Linked DNA regions of Homo sapiens: region 1 is linked to region 2. Evidence: read pairs that join two places in POLR2A ChIA-PET (ENCODE). Cell type or tissue: MCF 10A. All regions are shown on one strand.

Region 1 (4,000 bases), 66 kb after region 2:
TATGTGTGGAACGAATGGTTGCAACATTGTTCCTGGAGAGTTCTCAGAACTCTCTGAGAGTTTGTAGTGAGGAGTGAGGGTGCTTATGAATGAAGCTTCACCCTGCCCCCCCACCCCCCACCACCCCACCCCCCTCCCCATCACCATGGTCCTGGGGATACATGTTAACATTCATGCCCTGCCCAGGTGTGATGGCTCATGGGGGAACTTGGAGACTTAGGAGATAGACAGGCAATGAAATAAGTGTGGTGATCAAGCAAGTATGGACTATAATGGAATGAATAAAATAAATGGTGGAGAGGCCTCATTGGGACCCCCAGGACTGCCCTCTGCTCATGTGGTGATATTGGCACCAAAGACAGGGTGTCTTAGCCAGGAGTAGCTCACTTCTGTCATCCCAGCACTTTGGGAGGGTAAGGTGGGAGGATTGCTTGAACCCAGAGTTCGAGACCAGCCTGGGCAACATAGCAAGACCCCACTTCTGCAAAAAATTAAAAAATTAGCCTGGCATGGTGGCACACACCTGTAGTCCCAGCTACTCGGGAGGCTGAGGTGGAAGGACAGCTTAAGCCCAGGAGTTTGAGGCTGCAGTGGGCCAAGACTGTGCCACTGCACTCCAGCCTGGGCAACAGAGCAAGACCCTGTCTCAAAAAAAATTTTTTTTTTTGAGACATGGTGTCTTGTGGTTACAGATTCTTGGCACCATGGCCCTCCTCCCTCCCTGCCCTCCCATGCCAAGGGCCAACATTGCTGCCCTTTAGTACCTGGAAGGGCTTCACACCATTAAGGGCTTAATATCATGAGGCCCCAAGGCCCCTGCCAGCTCACTGTGTTTAGAGCCATATTTAAATCAGTTCAATGCCTCTGGGAAGAGAAAGCCAGCTGCCCGGTGATCCCTCACTACCTCTCCAGGCAGCTCAGAGATGCCCTCTGAGCTTCTTCCTCCTGGGTTCATCTGGAAGCAATCTAACATTGTTTAAAAGCTAGCCTTGACAGGCAGATCAATTGAGGTCAGGAGTTTGAGACCAGCCTGGCCAACATGGAGAAACCCTGCCTCTACTGAAAAATACAATAATTAGCCGGGTGTGGTGGTGCATGCCTGTAATCCCAGCTACTCTGGAGGCTAAGGCACGAGAATCACTTGAACCCAGGAGGCGGAGGTTGCAGTGAGCCAAGATAGCACCACTGCACTCCAGCCTGGGTGATAGAGTGAGACTCAGTCTCAAATAAATAAATAGATAAATAAATAAAAGCTAGGCTCGAGCTGGACAGCTGGACAGCCTGGGTTTGAATCCTACCTCGACCCTGTAGTAGTTGGGTGGCCCTGGACAAATGTCCTCACCTCTCTGAGCCTCAGCTTCCGTATTTGTAATGAGACCTCCACCATGGAGCTGTGCAACTACATGACCTAATGTACATAAAGTGCTTACAGCAGTGCCTGCGTGTGATTAGCTCTGTTTTATGAACAATGCCCTTGCTTTTACTACATTGCGTTCTGTGTTACTTGCTCTGCTCTCCTGAGTCCTTGTGGGCAGTACCCTCTAGCTTCCTCATTCATCTTGGTATCCCCAGGGCCTGGCACAGTGCCTGGCTCAGAGCAAGGAGGCCAAAAATATTTGTGGAGTGACGTCTGACTTAACCGTCAGAATGAGCACTGGAATGGGCTGGAGCCAACAGCCAGTGCTGCCCACAGGTGGGCAGGGGCACGCTGCCTGGGGAGGGGTGTGAGGGAAGCGGGCCAGGACCAAGGGAGGCCCAGTCAGGGGATGCTTGGTGCTGCTTTTCCTGCTTGCAGATCCCAAGGCGCAGTGGCCATCTGCCGGGGGCGGGAAAGGCAGGCCCGTCCTCCGAAGCAGGTGCCCAGGCAGGTAGAGTCTGGAGCCAGCCTAGAGGATTTACAGTTCTGCCACTGAGCGCCTGGACCAGGGACAGCTAGAGGGAATCCACATGGCCCTGCAGAATGGAGGGGGCAGCTGGCCAGGCCAGGCCTGGGACAGAGGGCACCCCTGGAACTGCCAGGGTTTGAGGAAGGAGGGGCAGTCCTGATGGTTAACCCCTCAGGGGGAAGGGCAGAGGATGTACCCTGCTGGAAGGACTGAGAATGTCAGCAGACAGCCAGCCCTGTGCCTCACCACACTCCCAGGAGACCCGGGCCAAGGTGGGAAGGAGCCTGCTCTGAACCTTACGGGGCTGTGACAGTCCCAGGGCTCACACCCTGCTCACCAGTGTGCTCCTCACCCCACATACAGCTTCGCAGGCACACCTGGGGCCGCGGGGTCTTCATCCTTGGAGCTCAGCTAGGCCATAGCAGGTAGGGGTGGGGGATGGGGGCAGGGATCTGACAGTCTCACTCAGTTGAGGGGGATGTTGAGTCATAGATGTTGGGAAGCCCATTCTAATGGTGATGGGAGTGATCTAAGTCCCTCAAGGACTGGCTTTCTTGCTAACAGATGAGAAAGGGTCTGGCATGTTGGATCATGGGTGAGGGGTGTCCTCTGCTCTAAACCTGCTCAGGGTCGGGCTCCATTTTCTCTTCTCAGCCTTTGAACCCCAAAAGATGGGACTGGCCAACCAATGGACAGCTGAAGATGTCGGCCAAATCCCTGCGGGTGGGGACACCCTGCAGAGTGACAGTGACCTGCTGCAGGAACCCCATACCACACACATATAAACACACTACACGTATACACACACACACCACACATACACCACACACATATACACACACACATGCATATGTACAGCACACACCATATATATACCATACATACTACATACACACACTGTACACATACACACACACACCGCACAGCACACATATACACACACTACACATATATACACACACAGCATTCACACCACACATACTACACACACATCACACACACACACCCCCAACCCCATACACACCACACACATCCCTTTCCCTCCCTCACCATCTCACTAACACACATACACACCACTCTGCTCCTTTCACAAGCTAACAATTGCAACAGACATGCCTGCCGGACTTAATGTTTCCCGTAGGGAATGAGGTGGTGGTCAAGGCCTGGCTTGTGGGAATGGAGGTATGGTTCTATTAGCAGTTGTGTGTATGTGACATATTAAACCTGAGTTTGCTGTTGTTCAATATTCAGTCATTCAACATGTATTTCCACACTGATTAAACACTTACTATGTGCTAGGCACAATTCTAGGTTCTAGGGAATCCTAGTTGAGGTTTCCCAAGAAGTGAACCTTGAGACAAGGGCTTTAAAAAAATTAAAAAGCTTTATTGAGATATAACTCACATACCATATAATTTACCCCTTCAAAGTGTATAATGTGGTGATTTTTAGTATATTAAGAGTTGTGCAACCATCACAATTTTAGAACACTTTCATCACCCTATAAAGAAACCTCATACACATTAGCAGTTATTCCCATTCTCCTCTTCCCCTGACCCCTAGCAATCACAAATATAGTTGTTGTGTCTATAGATTTCCCTATTCTGGACTTTCATATCAATGGAATCATACAATATGTGGCCCTTTGTGACTAGCTTCATTCATCTAGCATAATGTTTTCAAAGTTCATCCATGTTGTAGCATGTATTAGTACTTCATTCCTTTCTATGGCTGAATACTATTCCATTGTATGGATGTACCACATTTAGCTTATTCATTCACCATTTCATGGACATTTGGGTGGTTTCCACTTTCTTGCTATTATGGATTATGCTGCTATAAATATTTATGTACAAGTTTTTGTGCGGACATATGTTTCAATTCTTTCAGGTATAGATACCTAGTGGAAATGTTGGGTCATATGGTAGCTCCATATTTAACATTTTGGGAACCTGCCAAACTATCCTCCAAAGCAGCTACGCCATTTTACATTCCCACCAGCAACGTATGAAGCATTCCAATTTGAAATAAAGTTTTAACTGTAGAATTTTATTTAGGAAGTGATCCCAGGATATACCAGGAGTGGAATAGGGAAGGGAAACTGGGAAGGGAAG
Region 2 (4,000 bases):
TGAGGGCTCAGCAGGGCCCTAGCCTGCGCCTGTTTTCAGACCAGGTTGCTGCTCTTTTGGCTGACGTCATAAAACAGAGCCCTGGGTGGGCGTGGTGGCTCACGCCTGTAATCTTAGCACTTTGGAAGCTGAGGCAGCGGGATCACCTGAGGTCAGGAGTTCAAGACCAGCCTGCTCAACATGGTGAAACCCCATCCCTACTAAAAATACAAAAATTAGCCACGTGTCAAGTGAGGAGCACCTCTCTCTGGCCGCCGCCCTGTCTGGGAAGTGAGGAGTGCCTCTTTCTGGCCGCCACCCTGTCTGGGAAGTGAGGAGCACCTCTGCCCGGCCGCCGCCCACCATCTGGGATGTGAGGAGTGCCTCTGCCTGGCCGCTGTGCAACCCTCCAAGTGTGAAGTGACAGCCTTGTGGGTGATACTTCTGCCCTCCCCAAGTTTGCATTTTTGACATTGAAGTTTACTTTTTAATTAAAAGTTTTAAATTGGAGAATAAAAAAAAATTAGCCAGGCGTGGTAGCACACGTCTGTAATCCCAGCTAACTGGGAGGCTGGGGCAGGAGAACTGCTTGAACCTGGGAGGTGGAGGTTGCAATGGGCCAAGATCGTGCCACTGCACTCCAGCCTGGGCGACAGAGCAAGACTCTGTCTCAAGCAATAACAACAACAACAGAGCCCCAAGTCAGTGTTTCTCAACCTTGCCCCAACCGCTTCCGAATCACCTGTTATTTGTCAAAAATGCAGATTCCTGCCCCCAACTCTGATTTGTTGAATTAGGATGAGGAAGAGGGGACAGCGCCCAGAAATCTGCACTCTCGGCTGGCACCCCAGCCATCACTTATGCACCTGAATGCTTGAGAAATTCTGTCGCAGAACATGGACTTTGGAGTGTCACAGACCTGGGTTCCAGTCCCAGCTCTGCCACAAAGTAGCTGCGTGGTCTGGAGCAATCTCAGTCTCTGTGAAACTCAGTTTCCTCATCTAAAGAAATAGGTTACTACACAAGCTTATTGGTCTTGCTGTGAGTTGATTCTCACAAGACCAATCAAACAATGAAGAAATGTACGCAAAGCACTGGGCACCTCGGAGAGATGGCACCCCCAGCCTAGTGGTAAAGAGAGGGATGCATAGAGGAATGCTTTCTCTGGGAGGAAAGAGCTGGGAGCACTGAGCATTACTCACCCACTGGCAAACACTGACCCACTTCAAAACAATTCTGACTTTCCATTTCCTCTGGGGGGAGCTCAGTGAAGCTTTCAAAGGTGACTAGGTCCTTTCCCATACTCAGGTGTGAGCCATCCCAAGTCCCAAGTTGGGGTCAGGTGTTGTAAACAAAAAATAATACAATTTTGACTCCTTCCACACCTCCAGCTGAGCCCTCCATCCACGGCCCCACCTGCCATTTCCCCTCCACGTGACATTCCTAGATCCCTCACTGGGTGGCAGGCCCAGTCTGAAAGGCCCTCTTGGCAAACCACGGGTCTGCCAAGGTCCCTGGGACCTGTAGCCTCAAAGCCAGGAGTTTCCAAATCCTTCCTTCTCTTTGGCTCTCCCAGTCTGGCCATGCAAAGAAACGCCAGAGCTTTTAAAAAGTTTCGGCCATTCATAATGGATTAGTCCACTCCGGAAACATTCCCCAGCTCTGCTGAGAGCCTGCCAGGCGACTTGGTGACGTGCTGCTCTCAGCGCACACAATGGGCATGGGAGAACAATGACGAGGAGAAAAACATCCCGCCCGCGTGTCCATGGGCTCACATCCTCCTAGGACCCCGCCCCCGCATGCGCTCCCAGAGCTGGGGGAGTGGGGCGGGGGGACGGGGAGGGAGGGATAGAGAGAGGTGCTAGAGGACAACTGCGAGAGCAAGTGAGGGAGGGGAAGAGGAGGAGCTCACCCAAATTTCCCCGGTTTGGCTGCATTCTGAACCAGTTGGGTGAGTCAGATTAGAAGCCAAATCTGCTTATTCTGGCTCTCCTGCTAGCCCCGCGGCCACTGCTCACGGCCCGATGCTGAAACGGATTAAAACCTGAGCTGGCAAACAAAACAGTTCAGAGTTACTGACCTACGGTGCACAGCGTTGGGGCAGGGGTGTGCCTGGTAGGAGGCCAAGTGTTGCCACTTAACCTCCCATGTGCAAGGAGTTCAAAATCCCAAAGCCTCAGTTTCCCCATCCACTGAAATGGGGAAATCGTGCATGCTCTGTTTCCCTCACAGAAGGTGAGGCAACAAGGGCTACTGGGCGTGAAAGCATTTTCATAATTATTAAAAACATTAGCCAGGCGCGGTGGCTCACGCCTGTAATCCCAGCATTTTGGGAGGTTGAGGCAGGTGGATTACTTGAGGTCAGGAGTTCGAGACCAGGCTGACCAACATGGTGAAACCCCGTTTCTACTAAAAATGCAAAATTAGTCAGGCATGGTGACATGCACCTGTAATCCCAGCTACTTGGGAGGCTGAGGCAGGAGAATTGCTTGAACCTGGGAGGCGGAGGTTACAGTGAGCCGAGATTGTGCCATTGCATTCCAGCCTAGGCAACAAGAGTGAAACTCCATCTCAAAAAATAAATAAAAACAAACAAACAAAAACCCAAATAATTATTTAAAAAAATACTTGGTCACCAGGTGGTGTCATTCCTCTGACAAAGCCACTGGGGGAGGTCACAGCCAGGAATTAGAAGGCATGGCGCTTTTCATCCCAGGCAGCTTACAACTTAAACCCAAGAAAGAGACTTAGACACTGAAAACCTAGATACAAGAGTGTAGACTAAGCTGGGTGCGGTGGCTCATGCCTGTAATCCTTTCACTTTGGGAAAGGAGGATGTGAGCCCATGGACGCGCGGGCGGGATGTTTTTCTCCTCGTCATTGTTCTCCCATGCCCATTGTGTGCGCTGAGAGCAGCATGCCAAGGTGGGCGGATTGCCTGAGCTAAGGAGTTCAAGACCAGCCTGGGCAACATGATGAAAGCCCGTCTCTACTAAAATACAAAAAATTAGCCGAGCATGGTGGCATGTGCCTGTAAGTCCCAGCTACTTGGGAGGCTGAGGCAGAAGAATTGCTTCAATCCAGGAGGTGCAGGTTGCAGTGAGCCAAGATAACGCCACCGCACTCCAGCCTGGGTGACAGAGCGAGACTCCGTCTCCAAAAAAATAAAAAGTGTAGACTATAGACAACTAGAATTTCTAGACTGTCTGGCTTGGGGTAGGTCTGGTTGGGGATTGGGAGAATGCTTGGGGGATTTACTGAGAAGTGGTCACTGTTTCTATGCTAAGCTCTGTTTTTCACTTAGGTTATAGGTATTTGGGTGGCCTTTCAGGCAATGGAGGTTATGAGGGAGCTAAGGCCCCTGTGGACCCCTTGGCACCAGCACTGGCATAGGCCCACTTGCTACCACCAGAACTGAGCACATATGGGAGCATTCACGGGGCTGATTAAGGAAGGCTTCCTGGAGGAAGGGAGTTTGAGGCATGTTTGAAAGAAGAAGAGGGGGGATTATAAAACACGAAAGTGACAGCAGACAGGTTTATGTAACATCCAGGAGCAAGAATGAGACTCTGAGGGCATCCAGGACCCACCTTCATTGTAGGGACAAAAGCACCAAGGTCTCAGCCAGGTGAGGGAGTTTGCCCAAGGCACAGTGACTGAACTGGAACTGGTGCTGCAGGGAGCTGGAAGGAAGGAAGGAAGTCCAAACAGAGGGAACGTGGACAGACTCAGGCACAAGGGCTTAAGGTAGGAGGTGCCCTTGGGGAAAATGGGTCCTTGGTCTAGTAGCAAGATTGCAGAGTATGCAAAGAAGTCGGAGCCAGGGTACAAGGGGCTTAGGCACCTTGCTAGCGAGGAGGCTCAACCCTTAGTGGTGACAGTGGGACAGTCAGTGGAATGTCCTGAAGCCTCTCTGGAGGCCCTCTGCAGCCCAGGAACACCTAGGAGTGGAGGTTGGGGAGTAGAGTTTGGAAACACCTTAGAAACAAGATTGGCTGTACCCCGTGACTGTAAATGGGGA

Evidence for each region. Peaks named below come from ENCODE experiments on the same cell type or tissue, not always from the same donor. Only the 100,000 strongest peaks of a DNase experiment are listed, where the experiment ranks them.
Region 1: POLR2A ChIA-PET joins it to region 2 with 6 read pairs; 5 of 35 experiments call an interaction of 5 or more read pairs at or near these places.

Annotation. Positions count from the first base shown.
Region 1 is chr1:205,475,686-205,479,685 of GRCh38, reverse strand. No RefSeq gene overlaps it. Among named protein-coding and RNA genes, the nearest start is that of TRK-TTT8-1, 3.5 kb to the right of the region's middle. In MCF 10A, no CTCF peak of the experiment used is centred here; a DNase peak (open chromatin) is centred at 1,575.
Region 2 is chr1:205,541,391-205,545,390 of GRCh38, reverse strand. No RefSeq gene overlaps it. Among named protein-coding and RNA genes, the nearest start is that of SLC60A1, 26 kb to the left of the region's middle. RefSeq lists silencers at 1,711-1,840, 1,941-1,990 and an enhancer at 1,556-1,850. In MCF 10A, no CTCF peak of the experiment used is centred here; DNase peaks (open chromatin) are centred at 1,220 and 1,810.